2 separate regions of the Homo sapiens genome follow, and region 2 is linked to region 1. A link is a loop called in an ENCODE intact Hi-C map of the cell type or tissue named here. Cell type or tissue: IMR-90. All regions are shown on one strand. Each heading gives the region's core, and the rest is flanking DNA. Links, peaks and the distances in the headings are about the cores only. Region 1 holds the start of ADM5 (adrenomedullin 5 (putative)). Region 2 overlaps AP2A1 (adaptor related protein complex 2 subunit alpha 1).

The links. Peaks named below come from ENCODE experiments on the same cell type or tissue, not always from the same donor. Only the 100,000 strongest peaks of a DNase experiment are listed, where the experiment ranks them.
Region 2: it touches region 1 in a loop (4-fold over the local background); 16 of 110 quality-filtered maps call a loop at or near these places.

Annotation. Positions count from the first base shown.
Region 1 is chr19:49,688,376-49,691,127 of GRCh38, reverse strand. It overlaps ADM5 (adrenomedullin 5 (putative)), which reads right to left and starts at 1,534. Exons shown (of 2, transcript NM_001101340.2): 1 at 1,217-1,534; 2 at 553-1,022. The coding sequence starts at 1,290. The coding sequence ends at 635. It overlaps CPT1C (carnitine palmitoyltransferase 1C), which reads right to left and starts at 12. Exons shown (of 20, transcript NM_001199753.2): 1 at 1-12. It overlaps PRMT1 (protein arginine methyltransferase 1), which reads right to left. Exons shown (of 11, transcript NM_001536.6): 11 at 2,681-2,752. RefSeq lists a silencer at 1,075-1,144 and an enhancer at 2,453-2,752. In IMR-90, for the core only: a CTCF peak has its summit at 1,128 (motif pointing right); a DNase peak (open chromatin) is centred at 87; H3K4me3 peaks cover 865 bases; H3K27ac peaks cover 331 bases.
Region 2 is chr19:49,801,178-49,804,181 of GRCh38, reverse strand. AP2A1 (adaptor related protein complex 2 subunit alpha 1) reads right to left here. Exons shown (of 23, transcript NM_130787.3): 13 at 2,561-2,792; 14 at 2,293-2,460; 15 at 2,041-2,201; 16 at 1,177-1,233; 17 at 993-1,075; 18 at 806-895. Among named protein-coding and RNA genes, the nearest start is that of FUZ, 11 kb to the left of the region's middle. RefSeq lists enhancers at 595-1,108, 1,109-1,624. In IMR-90, for the core only: a CTCF peak has its summit at 1,712; a DNase peak (open chromatin) is centred at 1,691; H3K4me3 peaks cover 549 bases; H3K27ac peaks cover 395 bases.

The DNA.
Region 1 (2,752 bases), core at 1-2,500:
AGCCGGGTATTCAGGTCCCGGGTTTTATCCCCGCCTCCTTCCAATCCCCGCGTTCTATCCCCGCCCCCTTCGAGCCACGGCGTCCAATCCCCTACATCCGTTCGATCCCCAGTCCTCCGTCTCCTTTTACCCGGCCAGATTCTCCACCATTTGGCCGCTCGCATTCTACGCAGCTGTTCGGAACCCGGGTTCCTGGGCTCCTCACTCAGCTCATTGTCTCTTAGTCTCCTGTCTCTTCGAGGAACAAGGCTCAGCTGGGAGGTCGCAGCCCACCCCAGGTGCATTATAACGTCAGGCGCGTAGGGTGCCGGAGCAAATCTCAGCCCTTTCACGCCAGGGAGGGAGGAGGGATGTTTGGGGGTCAGGACGGCCCGCCAAAACCACCCACGGAAGGTGCATGGATTGAGTTGGCAAGAAAGGCGCCACAGCGGGTTGGATTCAAGGTAGACAGTGGGACTTCCGTGAGGGAGAAGCAGCATGGCTAATAGAGAAAGGTATATTAGAGACCCAGCCTCGACTGAGAGGTCGAAATAGGTACAGAGAAGCAGAGACTGAAACACGGAACTCTTGTTTATTCGGCTCTGGGCGTCAGTGTTCTTCGCCCAGCCTGGTCCCGTGTGCTTCTAGGTCCAACCTAGTCGCAGCCCGGGGAGGGACTGGGGAAGACGGTTTCAGGGGCTGGAGTTAGGGGAGAAGAAATGTGGAGTAGAAGCTCCAACATACAGATAGGCAAACTGAAGCCGAGGAGGGGACGAGCCGTGCCCGAGGTCACCCAGCGAGCTGGGCACTGCGCTAGCCCCCTCGCTGCAGGCCGGAATCCTGGGAACCGAGCCGGGCTTCCGCCTCGCGCCACCGGCGGCGCCCATAGCTGTAGGGGTCCTGGGGCTCGTGGCTGGCCTTCCCCGAGGGCTCCTTGGTGGAGACAGCGAATCCAGTATATGATCTCCGCCAGGCGGTGGGTCCGGCATACGCCCAGGTAGCAGACGTGCCCGCGGTGCTGGGGGACCTGGTGCTGGCCTCGCCTGGAGAGGGAGCGTGGGAGAAAACCGGGTTCAAACCGAATTGAGAGATGGAGCGTGATGGAGGTGGGCACCCAAGCACTCCAAGACCAGCGGGGAGGCTTACAGATCACCTGCCCGTTCCGCGGCCGGGAGAGGGCGCTCGCCCTTTACGGTCTCCCTCCCGCCCTGTCCCTGCTGCCACCCGGGTTTCTCACCTGGCTGCAGTGTCCAGGTCCCCTTGGGCGGAGAAGGCGAGGAGCAACAGCAGGATGAGGATGTGGATAGTCATCGTGGGCAGGGCGGGTCAGGATCCGTGGCCCGTAGTTGCGGCCACCCCGCCCCGTTCCCGCACCGGGCTGATCGCCTCTGGGTGCAGCTCTGGAGCCAGGTACCAGGGCCAGTCCCCACTTCCCAGGCGGGGAACACTGAGGCCAAAAGTCTGTGGGAAGAGGCCGCACCACACCAGAGGGGCAGGATTCAAACCCGGGTCCCCGCTTCCCGCACCGCGGCTCCAGAGACCTCACTGGGTGTGTGGGGTCACACCAGCTGCTGTCTATCCCCCTAGGAGGTCTGTGGAGACTCGCCCCCTTCAAAGCGTGGGGAAATGGGGCGGGGCCAATGACACCCGCAGGTAGCTAAGCAGCGGGATTCCAAGAAAAGGGGTGGCGGCGGGGAAGCGCTGGCTCTGGTTGTAGATGCGACCTCACCCTCACCCTGTCGGGAAGCCGGTTAGTAGACAGTTGGGACCCTGGAACCTCGGGGGCCAGGCAATGCAGGGCAAGTGCACATGCGGCCCCCTGGAGGGCGTGGAGCGAGGGAGACCCCAAACACACTGAGGAGCGCCCCTCCGGAAGAGAAAAGGCCGAGGTGTCAGGCACTCGCCGGTGAGGGCTCCAGTTGCACTGAAGCAGGTGTAGCCAGGGCTGTTCAACGAGGAGGGTGTCCTGGGTCAACCAGGTCGAGTGCACAGTATTGTGGGGGACCCAGGACCCCGTGGCCAGGCCCTGAGGGTGGAAGGGTGGGTGCAGACGCCATGTCTGCAGCAGAGGCAGAGGGACCTCGTCTTCACCTCTGTAAGATGGGTAGGCCCTGCCACCTTACAGCTGCAACTCCCACTGACCTCCATGGAGGGCAAGTCCCCAGCCCTAAGCCCCAAGCCATTCTAGGGGAGGAAGCAGGGCCACTCCCCCATGAGAAATTCTATCCTTGCAAACATACACCCCCAACCCACTCAGTGTCCCCAGCTGCAGAGGGCTGGGCACAGTTGGGCCTTGAAGGGACCCGAACAGGAAAAAACAGCCAGAGAGGAACAATGTCGAGTGTTGGGGGGAGGTGGGGAGACTGTTCTGGGAAACTTGAGGGCTGGCTGTGCTGGAAAGCCACCCCCATCCCCTACTAGGCAGGACACGGGTACCGCAGAGGGGAGGGGCGCAGACCCAGGAGAGGGATGAAAAGAGTTGGACAAAGACCCTGAGAGACAGCTGTGGAGGACAGGGACCCCGAGAAGGAACCAAGGAAGGGGAGCAAGAGGCCTAGAGACGGGGGACGGGAGACGCAGATCCACAGAATGGCAGCCACCAGCAGGTGCCAAGGCCGGTCCCCCCACTGCTGAGGCTGGCACTGCAGTACCTGCGAAAGGAACCCCAAACCTCCTTTGCCCCCAGGAAACAAAGCCAGACCCCAGCTGAGGATTTATTGGCGTAAATGCAACCATATAAAAACATAAGTTATGAAAAACACAGTCACGATGT
Region 2 (3,004 bases), core at 230-2,729, 110 kb before region 1:
TCACCACAACCACCACCTCCCAGGCTCAAGCGATTCTCCTGTCTCAGCCTCCTGAGTAGCTGGGATTACAGTCGCGTGCCACTACCACCCAGCTGATTTTTGTATTTTTAGTGGAGATGGGGTTTCACCATGTTGGCCAGGCTGGTCTTGAACTCCTGACCTCAAATGATCCACTGGCCTCAGCCTGCCAGTGCTGGGATTACAGGTGTGAGCCCCCATGCCCGGCCAGAAGGAGTTTTCAGGTCGAGCTTTTCTAATTTCATGAATGTGGCAATGGAGGCCCAGAGAACGGGCAGGGGGGACTGATACCTCCAGCCGCCCTTCCAGGGTTTTCCAGACACTCTGATCTTCACAATAACCCTATGAGGAAGAGGAGGGTCTACATACACTTCACAGCGGGGACAGGAGAGCCCAGAGAGGCAAAGTGACTCAGCCCAGATCAGGCCTGATCAGCGTCTGGACCCGCAGGCCTGGCTCCTGAGTGCAGGCGGTGCTGGCATCATGACATGGAGCCCAGTGGAGGACGATGGCAGGACACGGAAGGTGCCAGACAGGGACAAAATGAGGCCTGGAGCAGGTGGAGTTCTGGAAGTAAAGCCTCCCACACACCACTTCACTGTCATCCCCTGTCCTGGGGGAAGGAATCCCACCCCCATCTTAACAGATGCAGACACTCAATCTCAGAGAACTAATTGCGTGCCCAAGAGAGGCTGAAGAGAAGTGTGGACCTGGGTCAGCCGGCTTCCCCACGGTGAGGAAGGCCGACGTGGAGAGGCAGGAGGCTGGGCCGGGCCTGAGAGGATATGAGTCTGGAGGTCTCCCGGGTGAACCACAGTGGGTGAGAAATTCTGGAACTGCACCGAGGTCTTGTTGCCATAGAAGAGATACATGCGGCCTGCAGTAGGTGGGGGAGGCAGAGCTCCATCTGAGTCCCTCTGACCCCTTCCCCAAGGTCTCCCTCCGACCCATTCCCACAGTCCCCCGGGACACACCCAGGTTCTGTCGGAACTCTGACTTGACTCCGATCTGCAGCAGCTGGTTCTCGAACAGGACCCCGTTGTTCTTACACACAAACCTGAGGGGGCAGGGGGCGCAAGATGACGGGGGTGCCTGTCTGCACCTGGCCTGGGCTCCGCACCTGTCCCGTTCCCCTCCCCCACCACTCCCAGGACTCACTTATTCAGCAACTCATCGGCTTCCGGAATGGGAGGGCCGATGTCCTCAGGACCTGGGCTGGAGGCATGGAGCAGAGTGAGATGGGAAGGAACTTGGTGGGGAGGGGCAAAGGCCCAGAGCGATTGAGTGCGAGAACAAGCCCTAAGGACAGAACCCCAGAACCACATATCCAGACCCCTCACAGAGCCTCGAGGAACCTCGCATCCATCCAGCAGTGGCCTCCAATGGGAATAGAACCCTGGCCCGTGCCCCCGCATCGGCAGACACCAAGTTTCCCTTTCCTCCAAGTCCCTGCCTCTGCTGCTCATCAGGAACCCGTTGACGAGGGCTCCCAGTCCCCTAACTCTCCCTGGGGACACCCGAGTCCGCCCCCCCGACCGACCTCCCACCCCAGGCCACCCCTTACTCAGCAGCTGGAGCTGGGTCAGCCAGCAAAGCCATGGGGCTCTCGGGGGCAGGCGGCTCCAGCTCGCTGAGCCATCCAATCCCAGAGCAGACAAGAGAAGACAGGCGTGGCAGGCAGCCAATTCCACATAGGCAGCGAGAGGGCAGAAGAGAGACAGAGAGGGAGGGACGGAAGAGGGAAGGAGAGAAGGAGAAAAGGAAGAGCAGGCTGAGAAACGGTGACAGGAAAGGAGACAACGAAGGGTGGCCAGGGTCGGCGGAGTCCAGAGTGGCAGAGGGAGGGCGTGAGCAGGGAGGCTGGGGCAGGGGAGGCAGCAGCCAGGGCTGGCGAAGGCATCAGGATGGAGAGAGGAGCGAGTCGGGGGCGGGGGAGGGGCTCAGGGAAAACGGGGACAGAGGCCGAGAAGGGACAGCCCTGGGGGTGGCCGCGAGAAGGGGCCCGGGCCCAGGGGGTGCTACCTGAGGAAGGCCTCCTCGGGGGTGGGCCCCAGGCTGGGCTGGGCGGCCGGGCCATCGAAGACGTCCACCAGAAGGTTCCCTGCTCCTGCAGAAGCCGGGGGTGCTGCCGGGGGAGGGGCTGCCCGCAGCCCCAGGAGGTCGGCGGAGGGCGAGGGCGTCGACTGTAGGAAGCGCAGGTCACGGTGAGGACAGGCGGCGCCCGGCAGGACCCAGCCCCAGGCACCCTGGCAGGGCCCACCCCAGGGGACTCACCACAGTGCTGGGGGTGGGCTCCATGCCCCCGTTGATGTCGTTGCTGCTGGGGTCCCTCCGGCCATCGTCCAGGGCGCTGCCGGCCCCTGGCCCCTTCTTGCGTTTCAGCTTGGCCAGGATGGACGACTCGCGCTCGGGGAAGGGCGGCATCTCCTCCAGCACCGTGGCCTGGCGCGGTCGGGGTGGGGAAGGTCAGTTCGGGTCAGGAGGAGGGGAGGGCGGGAAGGGGGTGTGCAAGAGGGGTGGGGTGGGGGGACAGGGCTCTGACCAGGACGTCGGTGCTGGCCACTGAGCTGAGGGTGAGGTACTCCACGGCTCGCTGCTGCAGCTCCACGTCAGCATTGCGCAGCTGGGAGCCGGCCCGCAGGACGCCCTGGATGGTGGCCTTGGTCTCGGGGAAGAGGTTGATGAACTTGATGTAGGTGGACAGCAGCAGCGCCCGCGTGGCCACGCTGCACAGATGGAACTTGGAGTGGAGCAGGGAGAACTGCACTGGGGGGCTGTGTGCAGGAGTGGGTGTCAGCGGGGCCAGGTTCCACTGCCCTCTCCCAGAAACCCCCTCGAGAGGTGCCCCTCCCTAGGATGGACCCGTCCCAGGACCCCAAGCTGCTGGAGGGGAGTGGCCCTCCCCAGGCACCAGACAGGGGCCGCAGTCACACTCTGTCCACGATCCTGGGACTAAGCTCCTTTCTTACCCTGCTAGGTGGATTGG